Regions from separate parts of the Homo sapiens genome. Here region 2 is linked to region 1. A link is an interaction called in ENCODE POLR2A ChIA-PET data of the cell type or tissue named here. Cell type or tissue: Caco-2. All regions are shown on one strand. Links, peaks and the distances in the headings refer to the core of each region. The heading gives the core; the rest is flanking DNA. Region 1 holds the start of MKRN2OS (MKRN2 opposite strand). Region 2 has its middle 18 kb from the start of HDAC11-AS1.

Region 1 (6,698 bases), core at 891-3,390:
CTGCAGCCAAGACCTCATGGGCTCAAGCAGTCCTCCCACCTCAGCCTCCCAAGTAGCTGGGACTACAGGTACACACCACCAAATCTGGCTAATTTTTGTATTTTTTGTAGAGATGAAGTCTTGTCATGTTGCCCAGGCTGGTCTTGAACTCCTGGGCTCAAGCGATCCACCTGCCTCAGCCTCCCAAAGTGCTGGGATTATAGGTGTGAGCCACCATGCCCAGCCAATATTGAGCTTTAAAAGAATCTAACATACCATTAATTTTCTCCAGAAAGTAGAATATGGTGGGTGGAAATGTTATGTGAGAAACAAGGGGCATTACTTTTTTTCCAAATATTTTTATGGAATTGCTTATTTTATTTATTTATTTATTTATTTAGAGACAGGGTCCCACTCTGTCGCCCAGGCTAGAGCACAGTGGGATGATCTTGGCTCAAGGCACCCTCGACCTTCCAGGCTCAAGCACTCCTCCCATCTCAGCCACCTGAGTAACTGGGACTACAGGCGTGCACCAGCACACCTAGCTAAAAATTATTTTTAAATTGTACACCCCATCTACCCTGATGTGATTATTGCACATTGTATGCCTGTATCAAAATATCCCATGTAGGCTGGGTGCGGTGGCTCACGCCTGTAATCCCAGCACTTTGGGAGGCTGAGGCAGCAGGATCACCTGAGGTCAGGAGTTTGAGACCAGCCTGGCCGACATGGTGAAACCCCATCTCTACTAAAAGTACAAAAATTAGCTGGGTGTGGTGGCGGGCACCTGTAATCCCAGCTACTCAGGAGGCTGAGGCAGAATTACTTGAACCCAGGAGGCGGAGGTTGCAGTGAGCCGAGATCACACCACTGCACTCCAGCCTGGCGACAAGAGTGAGACTCTGTCTCAAAAAAAAAAAAAAAAAAAAAAATCCCATGTACCCTTTAAATATATACACCCATTATGTACCCACAAAAATAAGAAAATTAAAAAATTATTTTAAAATTGAAAAATTATATACTGCATATAATAAAATGCACAGCTTGATGATTTTTCACAAATGGAATACTCCCATATTATTAACACCCAGATGAGTCACAACAGCCCTGGACCCGAGAAACCACCTCTGTCCTCTCCCAGTCAGTATCTCCCTCCTGTAACCGCTATCCTTATTTCTAACAGGGCTGTTAACTTTTTAAAAAAATCCCCAGAACATTCTGGATGTTAATTTTTTTATAAGCAAAATTACTTTTATAATATAAAATGTCAAAATAAAATAGCCTTAAATAAGGATTTATTTATGCAACAACAAATGATCTAACCAATTCTGGGAACACAAAAGTAAAGGTCTCCAATTTCAAGAAGCTCACAGACTAACGGGAGAAACAAAACTAAATGATTAAATAACAGTTCTAGGCTTGGTGCAGTGGCTCATGCGTGTAATTCCAGCTCTTTGGGAGGCTGAGGAAGGCCTCTTCAAGTCCAGCCTGGCCAACATGGTGAAACCCCCATCTCTACCAAAAAACACAACAATTAGTTGGGTATAGTGGCGTGTGTCTGTAGTCCCAGCTACTCCGGGAGGCTGAGTGGGGAGAATCACTTGAACCTGAGGGTGGAGGTTGCAGTGAGCCAAGATCGTGCCACTGCACTCTAGCTTGGGTGACAGAGTGAGACCCTGTCTCTAAATAAATAAATAAGAGTTCTGACGGAAATATGAATCCAGCGCTGCCACTGCAAGGGAAGACTGGGGGAAGCTGACAAAACTTCCACAGAAAAGTGAGGCTTTAAAGGATGAATAGGAGCTGGCAGTTATCAGTTACCATAAACAATGGAAATAAACAAATAGAAACTAGCTCTTTAAGATACAGTCTATGGGGAGGCCTGGCTACTGGTTAATCCTATCTGGTTTGGCTTCTGAAGCCATCAGTCAGGATGACATCACCATTGATCAGGTTCCTTGGGGCGGTGTGCATTCGCCAGGTGTATAATGAGGAAAAGGAAGTCTCCGGAAACCTCCCCTAGCATTCCAGGAGGCGAAAGCTATGCACTGCGCAGAGGCTGGGAAGGCTTTAATTAAATTCAACCACTGTGAGAAATACATCTACAGCTTCAGTGTGCCCCAGTGCTGCCCTCTCTGCCAGCAGGACCTGGGCTCGAGGAAGCTGGAGGACGCACCTGTTAGCATCGCTAATCCATTTACTAATGGACATCAAGAAAAATGTTCATTCCTCCTCAGACCAACTCAGGGGACATTTCTTAGGTACAGTGTTTTTTACAGTGTTAAATTGCATTGTGCAAACTTTTCCTTCTGTTTTAGTCACTAAAGTTTCCTTTTCTTAATACATAATGTGTGAGGTTTGGTGGACAATTTTTTCGGTGCTTTGGCTTTAAATCCTGAGATGCAGTCCTACTGGCTTCATAAAAACAGATGGTGTGCATATGTTCCTGCAGTGACAAGTGCAAGAATATATGTGGAATATATGAAGAGTAAACCTGCTCATATGATTTTCAGAGAGAAAAATATGTGCTCAGAGGCTAACCAGGAAAATGACCCAGCAGCTAATCTTATCTAAATAATACCTTTACTGTCAGTTAATTTGTAGTTTCAGTGACAAACAGGTACAACCTACAGGGCCCGATGAACGGGCACTTGCAGACTATTTTGTATGGAGGCAAATTAAACTGAAGACTAGAACTGATCTATTTCCACTGTAGACACCACCTGGCTTTAAGAACAAATTCAGTTCTCTCTTGCTGAGAGCGCTAGCATAAACAAAAAGGATGAATTAGAAAGCAAAAGAAAGGATTATACCTTTTTTTTTTCCCCGAGACAGAGTTTCGCTCTTGTTGCCCAGGCTGGAGTGCAATGGTGTCTCAGCTTACTGCAACCTCCACCTCCCGGGTTCAAGCGATTTTCGGGAGCCTGCCTCAGGCTCCCGAGTAGCTGGGATTACAGGCGCCCACCACCACACCCGGCTAATTTTTGTATTTTTAGTAGAGACGGGGTTTCACCATGTTGGCCAGGCTGGGCTCAAATTCCTGACCTCAGGTGATCCACCTGCCTCAGCCTCCCAGAGTGGTGGGATTACAGGCATCAGCCACTGTGCCCCGCCAGGTTTATATTTTATTGTCCCCGTGGAGTTTACCAATAGGATTAGGATCGGCCCAGCATAAGCCAGGCTTTAGGTGAGCATGGGTCATAGAATGTTGGTGTATGCTTTAGGAAATATGTTCAGCTCCTGCGTATCATTAGTCTAATGCTCCCTAGAGTTTACCCTCCTAACTTCCTGTCCCCTCAAGAGTGCTGGTTTTGAATAAGAAAATGGGAGTTGACTACTCACCTTCCTGCCTACTAACTTCCTTAATTTCCTTCTGGTCCCTATGAGGATTAAATGAACCAAAGTATGTAAAAGGTTTTGGTCATACTGTTAGGTGCTAAATAGACAGCATCCCTGGGCCTTGCTCAGGGAGGCAGCCAACGCAGAAAGGACATTACAGGCTCTGGCGTCATAAAGCCCCTGATTCCTATCCTGGTTCTTTTAACCAGCTCCAGGTATCTCTGGTTCCTTATCTGTAAAACAAAGATTAAAACTGTTATTTTTTTTTTTTTTTTTGAGACCAGGGTCTTACTCTGTTGCCCAGGGTGGAGTGCAGTGGTGCAATCTCGGCTCACTGCCACCTCCGCCTCCCAGGTTCAAGCGATTCTCGTGTCTCAGTCATCCGAGTAGCTGGGATTACAGGTGCCCTCCACCATGCCCAGCTAATTTTTGTATTTTATTTTTTAGTAGAGACGAGGTTTCGCAATGTTTTCCAGGCTGGTCTCGAACTCCTGGCCTCAAAAGATCCTCCCACCTCAGCCTCCCAAAGTGCTGAGATTACAGGCGTGAGCCACTGCATCCAGCTGGCTCTATTTATTTTCTTGGACAGACTCTCGTTCTATCCCCCAGGGTGGAGTGCAGTGGTGCGATCATGGCTCACTGCAATCTCCACCTCCCGGGTTCAAGCTATTCTTGTGCCTCAACCTCCCGAGTAGCTGGGATCACAGATGCACACTAACACACCTGGCTAATTTTTGTATTTTTAGTAGAGATGGGGTCTTGCCATGTTGGCCAGGCTGGTCTCAAACTCCTGGCCTCAAGTGATCTGCCCGCCTTGGCCTCCCAAAGTGCTGGGATTACAGGTCTAAGCCACTGTGCTCGGCATCCTCCTACTTTAAATGCCAATTCTTCATGCCAAATACATGCAAACCAAAAAAAAACAAACCTTGTTTCTTTCAGAGAGTATGATGGAAGGTCTGATCTTCATGTTGGAATAACTAACACAAATGGTAAGTGCAGTTTTGTAGCTTAAAAAACCCCTACTACCCAGCAAAAGGAAAGCAGTATTTGTGGAGATTTGATTATGGCAACATCTAATAAGTGATTCCATTGTTCACTGGGTTCTTGTACTGCACCATGAGGTAGGCATTGCCCACAAATGAGAAATATTTGACTTTATGGCAAATTATCACTAACAATACAAAATATTTGAAAGCTCTTTAACGTTTTCTCAGTGAGGAGCCTCACAAACCTGTACATTTTTTATTGGTTTTTAAAAGAGGAAGAAATAGATGTCCAGTGAGATTGACTTGCCCAAGACCTCCCATCTTGTGTCTGAAGCAGAATTTGGAACCAGGCCCTCTGACTTCCAATCCTATGCTCAGCCGACTACCACTGGGTCCCCACATTCTAGGGACGTCAGGAGTAAAGCAGGATGTGGTGGGGCCTGCAGTGTTTTTTTTTTTTTTTTTTTTTTTAAGGAAAGTGAAGATTAAACAAAACTTCCTTTGGCCACCTATAGCTCTGAGGGCAGTGTGCAACCCTTCAGCCAGAAGCTTTCTTGTCTGCAGGAAAAGGTCCTGGGTGGAGCCACCTGCAGGATGTGTAGCCTGGATATGGTGAGGCAGGTGAGGCACCTACCCAGGCCTCACAGGTGAAGTCTAATAACAGCCTTTCCTTACCCGCTGAGGCAAGAGAAACTGATACTGTGATCAGAAACCCAGAACAGTTCTGGACTTAGTTACCCACAAGAACAGTCATACTTACCACTCATCTTTAGCAGGTGGAAATTTATTCCTGATTTAAGGAAACAAGATTGACCCATTGGTAAATAGAGAACTTCAATAAAAATATTGGAGATGATGATCCTGGTGCCTATCATTGTCTCTGTTTCCTGGGGGCAACTTCACAGCCCTCAACAGCAGGTAGAGCTAGAACTGGGTTTCTCTCAAGGAAATGATTGCTGATAACAGGGAAGGCTACAAAAATCCCTCCATGACTGTAGGCAAATCTAAATCTCATTAGGTGGATGGAAGATTCTAGAACCTCCACCCTGGATTTATGTTACGTAAAGTTACCACATGGCTACTGTCATTTTCTGATGTCTCTTTTTCACAGAGGTGTGTGTTTCCTTGGGGCTCCACATGACTTTGGTTTTGATTTGCAGGGGTTGTGTATAATTACAGTGCACATGGTGTCCAGCGAGACGGAGAAGGGTGGGAAGAGAGCATAAGCATCCCATTACTGCAGCCCAACATGTATGGAATGATGGAGCAATGGGACAAGTACCTGGAAGACTTCTCCACCTCGGGGGCCTGGCTGCCTCACAGGTACACGACTGCAAATGCTGCCCCCTCGCTGACACTCACATGCTATGCAAGTGGGATCCCCGTGTAGCCTCAGCTCACAGAGGACTCAGCAGCACTTAGCTTCATGTTGAGCCGATACAGACATATTAGCATCTCTAACAGAATTTAAACAGAGGTTGAACTACCCTAGGTTTTCTGCAGAGGTGGGTCAGCATACACATACAACAAAATCACAGCGTTGTAAGAGCTGAAAGGTCTAGAACCTGTATTCAGTTATTTTAGTTATGTGACAAGGTATTTTTACACATAAATAGCAAGTCACGATATTATATTTCCTTAAAAATTAAAAAAAACAATATTCAGGCTGGGCACAATGGCTCTCGCCTGTAATCCCAGCACTTTGGGAGACTGAGGCAGGTAGATCACCTGAGGTCAGAAGTTCGAGACCAGCCTGGACAACATGGTAAAACCCCGTCTCTATTAAAAATACAAAAATAGCCAGGCGTGGTGGTGGACGTCTGTAGTCCCTACTTGGGAGGCTTGGGCAGGAGAATCACTTGAACCAAGAGGCGGAGGTTGCAGTGAGCTGAAATCACACGATTGCACTCCAGCCTGGGCAAGAGAGTAAGACTTCGTCTCACCAAAAACAAAAAAACACAAAAACCAATGTTCAAAATGTAAAAGCTTCTTTTTTGTAATTTTAGCAATTTCCAGTTAATTTCTCACTCTCAACATTTTGTAAGACGTATAGCATGTTTGTGGATTTAAATTATTTGGAGGTTTCCCCCGAAATAAGTTTAGATACTATGGAATATCATAAAACTCATATGGAATTCCATCTCTAAACTCTAGAAGTTCAATAAGTTCCCCAAATTGGTAGTTAACTTGCAACTGAGTAACCACTCTGAACATCTGGGTGAGTCTATGCCAATCTGCAGCAAGCAGAAACGGCCCAAGAGACCAAGCATCCCCCAGAATTGCATTTTTTTTTTTTTTTTTTTTTGAGATGGAGTCTTACTCACTCTGTCACCCAGGCTGGAGTACAGTGGTGCGATCTTGGCTTACTGCAACCTCTGCCTCCCGCCGGTTCAA
Region 2 (7,796 bases), core at 2,518-5,017, 920 kb before region 1:
GGGAGCAAGAACCCGAGCCTGTGGTTTTCTCTGCTACACTTGGGTGGCTGCTGGGTCTTGCTGCAAAGACCCAAATTGCTTCTTAATTGGAGTCTCCTGCTTAATTAGCTGCTTCCTGAGCAGCCCGTGCTCCCTGTCTGGAAATCTCAATCAACACCATCTTCTCTAAATTGCTGTGACCTCGCTCTTCTCATCTCTTCCATGCAGGGATTCACTTCTTGGTTTTGCCCAGTGGGACAGCTGGGGAGAGGATGGGCCATGTGGACAGCCTCTGCAGAGAGAAAGCAGCTGTTCTTACCACCATGCCTGCTCCAGGGACTTCAGAGGGCTTCACAACCACCCCAAGAGGGTTGGGACTGGGGAACAGGAAGACTGGGTCCAATCCTGGATTTGCCACTAACTCCCCGTGTGATCTTGGGAAACCTCTGTCACTCTAGGGGCTTCAGTGACCATTAAATTACGGTTTCTCCTCTAAATTAGGGTCACTAGGCTTAGCAAATAAAAATGCAAGATACTGAGTTACATTTGAATTTCAGTAAGCAACACCATTTTTTAGTATAAGTGTGTCCCATGCAGTAAGTGTATTTGAGATATACTTATACCAAAAATTTTTTTTGGTATCTGAAATTCAAATTTAACTAGGCATCCTGTATTTTATCTGACAATCCTACCCCACATGGAAAAATTCTGTTCCATCTGCTGTGCGGAGGCAGCCTGATGAAGCATACACAGCACAGCTTGAGGGTGAGGCAGTCCTGAGTGTGAATCCCAGAACTGCCACCCAGCCTGTGTGATCTTGGGCAAGTCAGTTCACCTCTCTGAACCTCAGTTGCCCAGAGTAGAAAATGGATATATTAATCACTGACTGGTCATCTCTCAGGACTAATTAGTTCTCTCTCAAGACTAGCGAAAGAGACCGGAGGCAGTGGCTCACCCTGTAATCCCAATACTTTGGGAGGCAGAGGCAGGAGGATTGCTTGAGCCTAGGAGTTTGAGGCCAGCCTGGACAGCATGGGGATACCCCGTCTCTACCAAAAAATACAAAAATTAGCCAGGCATGGTGGCACAGGCCTGTAGTCCCAGCTATATTCAGGAGGCCGAGGTGGAAGGATCCCTTGAGCCCAGGAGGGCAAGGCTGCAGTGAGCCGTGATCATGCCATTGCACTCCAGACCCTGTCTCAAAAAAAAGATTAGTGAAAGGACATAATTTAAATCCCTTTATAGACTGCAAAGTTTGCAATAAACTCGAACATTTATTAAGAACCTGCTATAAGCAGGTTATACAACACATTCTACCAAATATTATGGGAAATAGAGATAACAGTGCAATTGGAAAGACATTTGTAAGAAAAGCCCAAGGCTATCTATTTTTCACAGAATCCTTCCATAAAGTGAAATCCCATCAAGAATCTGAATTTGGACTGCTACGAACTGATAAGGAATTTGATGCTTCAGGAAAAAAATTTGTGCAGTCTTGGGAAACAGTCATGCCTGGGCTTGACGTCAGAAAGAGCTGGAGCGATTCCCTTAGACCGACTGGACTTTCACGTTCCCACCGACAGGTATCCCATTTGGGAGGAGACCTGGCTGATCTAGGGTGATCAAAGTCATCAGCTTAGGTGGAATCTTTCTCACCTTGACTTGGGCCTTGGAGATGCCTCTGCGGTCAGGGATGAGCAGACTTCATTTGGTTCCCACCATCCAGAACCCTAGAATGGTGGGAGTCGGTGGAATTGCCAGCCCAGCACCTGTCCTCAGGGAACCAGCTGTTCCCCTCAATCCAGGAGGTTCTCCAGGGGTGGGCATTTAATCCACACGTGGCCACCACAGAGAGTCAGAGACAGGCATGTGAGGAAGACAGGGTCCCAGCATTGTTTGAGCTGGGCCTGAAGCCAGTTCTCCGAGTCAGTAAACTCTGTACCAGTTTGAGCTGGATTTTCTGTCACTTGCCACTGATGGACACATTACTTCAATATGCTCCCTGCTTGGCTAGCCCCAAAGAGAGAAAACCGCATGAGTTAAAGTATGCAGGGAAAGCTTCAAACAGAGAGAAAAGCCACCCAGGGGCTCAGCCCAACGTTTGCGAGGGATTCATGCACGATTTTCACACAATCAGCACCTACTCTTGGTGATGACGGGCAGTCTCCACCTATGTTTAGGACCCAAAAGCCACACTTTTTTGGGCAACTTGAGTGGGGCTTTAGTGGATGTGCTGTCTTCCATGTCCTCCCCTCCTCACCAAGCTCACCCCTCATGATAGCACTAGAGGCTCATCCTAAGTTAGCACCCCCCAACCCAGCTCTCTAGTCCAGAGCATCCCCACCACTATATACATCAGCCACACTCTCTAATCCCCAAGAAACAGGCTGTGCTTCCAGCCTCCCCACCTGGCCTCCTCCTATTACCTCTGCCTGACATCCTCTCTGTGCTGTTCACCCCCATCTTGAATTTGTTAAATATCTACAGGAACAAAGCTCCTGGTCGCCCCTCAGAACCATGTCCCTGTTTGCCCTCCCCTGATTGGCGCTTATCCCACTCCGACAGCCTCCAAGAGCCCTTGGTCTGAATCTCAAATGGAGGGTATTCTGCCATGTCTTGGGTGGGAGGGCCCCAGCCTGAGTCTAAGCTGAGTTTGCCCCTGGGGAGCAGAGCATCTGATGAGCCAACAGGGCTGGGAAGAGGTCACTACGTGGCCATTCTCTACTCAAAGCTAAATATAGGCTCTCTCTGAGCTTCAGTTTCCACATTTATAAATAGCAGGCAGGAAAGAATACTACCTGCCGTGTGTAGTTATTATGAGATTAAATGGCATAACAAATCCATGACTACTATGTCCCACATTACCAGTTACTTGCTGGAATTATATGGTCATTTAACTTGCAGCAAATCAGACATTGAAGGTGGAGGGGGATTGGCTTTTTTTTTTTTGAGACAGAGTTTTGCTCTCGTTGCCCAGAAGGAGTCCAATGGTGTGATCTCGGCTCACTGCAACCTCCGCCTCCCGAGTTCAAGCAATTCTCCTGCCTCAGCCTCCTGTGTAGCTGGGATTACAGGCATGCGCCACCATGCCTGACTAATTTTGCAACTTTAGTAGAGATGGGGTTTCTCTGTGTTGGTCAGGCTGGTCTCGAACTCCCAAACTCAGGTGATCCGCCTGCCTCAGCCTCCCAAAGTTCTGGGATTACAGCCATGAGTCACCACGTCCGCCCTTTTTTTTTTTTTTTCTTTTGAGACAGAGTCTCACTCTGTTGCACATGCTGGAGTGCAGTAGTGGTGCAATCATGGCTCATTGCAGGCTCAATCTCCTGGGCTCAAGTGATCCTCCCACACCAGCCTCCCAAGTAGTTAGGACTACAAGTGTTCACCACCATGCCCAGCTAAATTTTTTTATTTTTCATAGAAACAGGTCTTGCTACATTTTTGAGACTGTTCTCAAACTCCTGGCCTCAAGCGATCCTCCCTCCTTGGCCTTCCAAACTGCTGGGATTACAGGTGTGAGCCACCGCACCCCGTGCAGGTACGACTATTATGAACCCCTTAGCCTTCCCCTTGTTCCCTCCATTCAGACTAGACCTTGGTCTTCACTGTCCCAGGGCAACTAGACCATAGCCAAGCTGAAAAGAAGAAAAAGTTATTTTTAGCTTTTGAACTCCCAAGGACCCTAAATTCCATTAATTCAGGGCCGTTTAAGGAATTTTCACAGGCAAATTGACTATAATGTAAATTGGGTTTAGGCTTTAGCACCTAAACTTCACATAAGGCAGAAGTCCCTTTACATCTCCTTGAGCCTCCTCCTCCAAAACACTGGATTTAGGACCCTGGGGGCTCACTCAGTGCAAAGGGGCCAGCCAGTCCAGGTTGCTAACGTCAGGCGGAGGGGCCCACCCTCAAAGTCTACAGCCTTGCTGCTGCCACAAGAGGGCGCTGCAGAACACCGGCGCTGGGAAGTCTGGGGGACCTTCCTCCTCTGCCAAGGTGACTCCCCCTGGCGGGAGGCCCGAACAGCTCTAGGAAGGTAAGTGTGCACGTGGTGGTCAAGGCCCATGGGGGACAAACCTCATTGTTTACCGTGACGGCTGCTGTGATGATGGGTAATCATTTATTGGGTGTTGCAAGTGTACAATTAGAGAGACTTGAGGGTTTGGTTTTAAGTAAAACAAGTGGTATTTTACTTCTTTGTCTAGGTGAACTAAAAAAGTCACTGTAGAGCAAATTGTGATTTTGAGAAGAGTCATTAACTGGCTCCTCCGAGGTAAATACAAGCAAGTGTGGAGGGGCACCCATGGCCTTGGGAAAAGGAGATTGTAATGGGACCTGCCAGCTACTCAGAGCTAGTGGCTGGGGAAAAGTTGGCAGTTTTGCACTGGGGTCAAATTACCTCTTGGACACAAAGTAATCAAGATCTCAGCCCATTCTCCTTTGAGATTCCACTATAGTAAGCCTGTCTGACCGATTGGGGTGTTTGCGAGAATGGACTTCTAAAGCCACCAAGAGAGAAATCACCTTGGGACATAGAGACTCATGCTCAATGCCAGCTCTTTGTATGTGGAAAGGGGAGCTATACATTGTGCTCAAACTAGTAACCCTGACACGGTGTGCACCATCTGGGGGCAATGGCTGAACATGAGATTATAAACCAAAGCCAGAAGCCGTGTGGGCAGCACTGTGGCCAGCCTCAGGGTCCAAACCAGTGAGAGCATTAGCACAGCCCCAGGTTGCATGGGACTGGACATAAGTCATTGCAGCCAGAAACTGTGCCCTGCTGGAGGCTTGGTCCAGTTCCTTCATTAAGAATTCCTCTGGCCAAATCCCACTGCAGCCTTTGCTGCCGCCACAATGCCGAAATGAAAGAAGCAGAATCAGCACCAGCCCCCGCCACAGCAGCAGCCCCCACTGCCCGAGAGGGAAAAGACTGGAGCTGACGAGGATGGGAGTCCCATCGGATCACCCAGCCTTCTTGAGCCTCCCACCATGGCCATTGGAAAACCTGATGACCCTAAGTCAGCTCCTCACAGAGGTCCTCCAGGAGCAAGGGGACCGCTGATTCTACCGCTGCTGAGCCTCCCACCTCCTCCTCAGGGTAGAGGCCCAATGCCAGGAGGCCTTGGCCCCAGGCCTAGCCCATATGATTGTAGTTGGTGGGGAGTCAATGCTGAACCTCCTTTTCCGGCGCCAGGCCATGGGGGTCCCGCCTGGCAAAGCCTTCACAAAGAACAGAGAAACCCTCAAAGGCTCGAAAGCCGGTCTCTTATCAAGAATACCAGCCCACTAGGATGACCCCCAGGTTATGGAAGACAAATCCCACCACCCAGTCTGTGGACATTTTGCCAAAAAGGACCACTGTCAATATGAGGACCTCTGTGCCTTCCACCACCCAGGCATCAATAGCCCTCCTCTGTGAGACTGTGTCCTCCCATCCAGGGTGGAAGGAGCCATCTGTAACCAGCGGCCATGTATTTCCCTGTGGCCCTGTGATGGCTACTATGAGGCTCTTCCAGCACTCCCAGCCAGTGACACACCCACCCTATCCGCCCCTTCCCCCGTGTGGGGTCCAGAGTTGTGCTGCATCACTGGGGCGAGGTGCACACACTTTCTTCTGACACAGCCTCTAGAGACTTGCCTTTGGGACCAATCCTTGCTCCCTTCAGCTGCCTCCTGGATCTTCCCCTTGTCAAATGACTGCTGAACAGGAAACCTCTTTGGGGCTGTTTTTTGTGCATCTGTCCACCTGTTCCCAGTATTGCCCTCCATTCCTGAGAGCCCTGGAGCAGTTTCTACCCTTCCTTTCTTCTAGCTGCTTGTTTTAAGTCCTTTTCATGTGACACCCCTTACTCCCAGTGTTGTCAGCTGCTCATGGAACTCAGCCAGGTTGTTTAATCTGGGGTCAAGTTTGAGTGACTGATATAGACTTACTTCCTAAAAGGCCACTCTCCCTGCATTTGGATTTCGTAGTTTCTCTGTCGGTAGCACGATCCCCACCGCTACGGCCTTTGATCACTGTGCTTTGTGAAACTCTGCATCCCCTCACAGCCTTTCTCAGTGTCTGTAGCATGTCTGTGACTTCCCAACAATAGAGTAAGTTTTTCTGCCAAAATGAGTAAGGCTCTTGGTGCCCTCTAGACTTTCCACCTCCCAACATGGGGGAATTGTGACCTCTCCATCAGACTGCCTCCTTGGTCCTCCCCATTCTTCCCATTCTTCTCTTGGTGTTGGTCATTCTGGGTCTGACACATGCCCATGAGACGTCTTAAAAAGCCTCGGGTGGCTTTACCCTACCTAGATCCTTTCCAGCTCATTTTAGTTAGACTATGTCATTGGGAGGCCCCCAGTCCTTTCATTTGAATTCTGTGAATCTCCACCTTGCTTATCTTTGGGTGGAACGTGGAAAGTACTGTCACCCTCTTCCAACCCTCTTTCCCTACATCCCTGGCACTGATTGTTTTCTGTGAAAATGGCAGAGAACAGGTTAAGTTTCGAACTGGCCCTCAGGAAATGGGTCAGGAGTTGAATGGGCAAGAGGGAGGGATGAGAGCTGTTGGAGAAATGAGAATGAGTTTTTGTGTGTGTGTAACTTTTTTTATATATTAGTAATAAATGCAGTGAAAACAAACAAACAGAAAAAAGAGTTCTGGGTCTGAGCACAGTGGCTCCCTCCTATAATTCCAGCACTTTGGGAGGCTGACGCAGGAGGATTGCTTGAAGCCAGGAGTTTAAGACCAGCCTGGGCAAAAATAGCAAGACCCCTTTTCTGCAATAAAATAAAATAAGAAAAAAGTTAGCTGGGCATGATGGTGCACGCCTGTAGTCCCAGCTACTCAGGAGGCTGAGGTGGGAGGACATTTGAGCCCAGGAGTTCCATACTGCACTCCAGCCTGGGTGACCGAGCGAGATCCAGTCTCTAGTAAAAACTTTTAAAAAATAAAAAGGAGTTCCTTTCAATTGCTGGAGTGAGTAATTCCCCAAAGCTGTCCCAAAATTTGGGAAGAGAAACAATACTTGTCTAGTATGTGCAGTTTCAGGCCTGTTGTAATTTGCAAAATTCGAGGTGAGCTCAACTATCCCCCCAAGCTGCTAAATAAATCACAAGCAAGTTTCCCTTCATTTTGTCATTATTGTCAGTGAAGGCCCCATCCTTTAGACTCAGCACCTACCTGGGGCTTCTCTTTTCCTTTTCATGTTTACTCCCAAGCCTGTGGCTGTGACTGCAAAGCCATGGGCCTGATTATCGGGATAAGGTTTAATTGTCTCCCATTTAAAATGAAAAGAGTAGACTTGGCCAGGTACACATCTTAGATAATTAATTCCAATTTTTTTTCCAGCCTCAACATGCAGACAGGAGCATGAATTCATCCTCAATTTAAAGGTGATGCCAGGTGTGGTGGCGCTTGCCATAATCCCAGCTACTCAGGAGACCAAGGTGGGAGGATCGCTTGAGCCCAGGAGGTCAAGACTACAGTGAGCCACAATCACGCTACTGCACTTTAGCCTGGGTGACAGGAGGAGACCCTGTCTCTAATAAATAAGTAAATGAAAATAAAGTTGAGGTCACTGATGCTTGAAGAGGTTAATGCAAACTGGGAATGTCCCACAGTTTAGGATCCAGTTGTGGTGGATCACTTGCAAAAATGGTCCCACTCTTCCGCCGGTGATATCCATGCCTGTTTTTAAATTTTCTTTTCATTTTGGTAAAATATACATAACATCAGTTTAGCATCTTAAACATTTTAAAAGTAATCCTGTCTAACTGAACTGAAACTTTGTACCCTTTAACCAACATGTCCCCATTTTCCTCTCTG

The links. ChIA-PET counts read pairs that join two places held together with the same protein. Peaks named below come from ENCODE experiments on the same cell type or tissue, not always from the same donor. Only the 100,000 strongest peaks of a DNase experiment are listed, where the experiment ranks them.
Region 2: POLR2A ChIA-PET joins it to region 1 with 5 read pairs; 2 of 35 experiments call an interaction of 5 or more read pairs at or near these places.

What each region holds. Positions count from the first base shown.
Region 1 is chr3:12,540,789-12,547,486 of GRCh38, reverse strand. MKRN2OS (MKRN2 opposite strand) reads left to right here and starts at 1,988. Exons shown (of 4, transcript NM_001195279.2): 1 at 1,988-2,240; 2 at 4,258-4,307; 3 at 5,465-5,627. The coding sequence starts at 2,023. In Caco-2, for the core only: no CTCF peak of the experiment used is centred there; a DNase peak (open chromatin) is centred at 1,946; H3K4me3 peaks cover 998 bases.
Region 2 is chr3:13,457,896-13,465,691 of GRCh38, reverse strand. It overlaps the pseudogene PRR3P1. Among named protein-coding and RNA genes, the nearest start is that of HDAC11-AS1, 18 kb to the left of the region's middle. RefSeq lists an enhancer at 3,749-4,043. In Caco-2, for the core only: a CTCF peak has its summit at 3,949 (motif pointing right); a DNase peak (open chromatin) is centred at 3,951.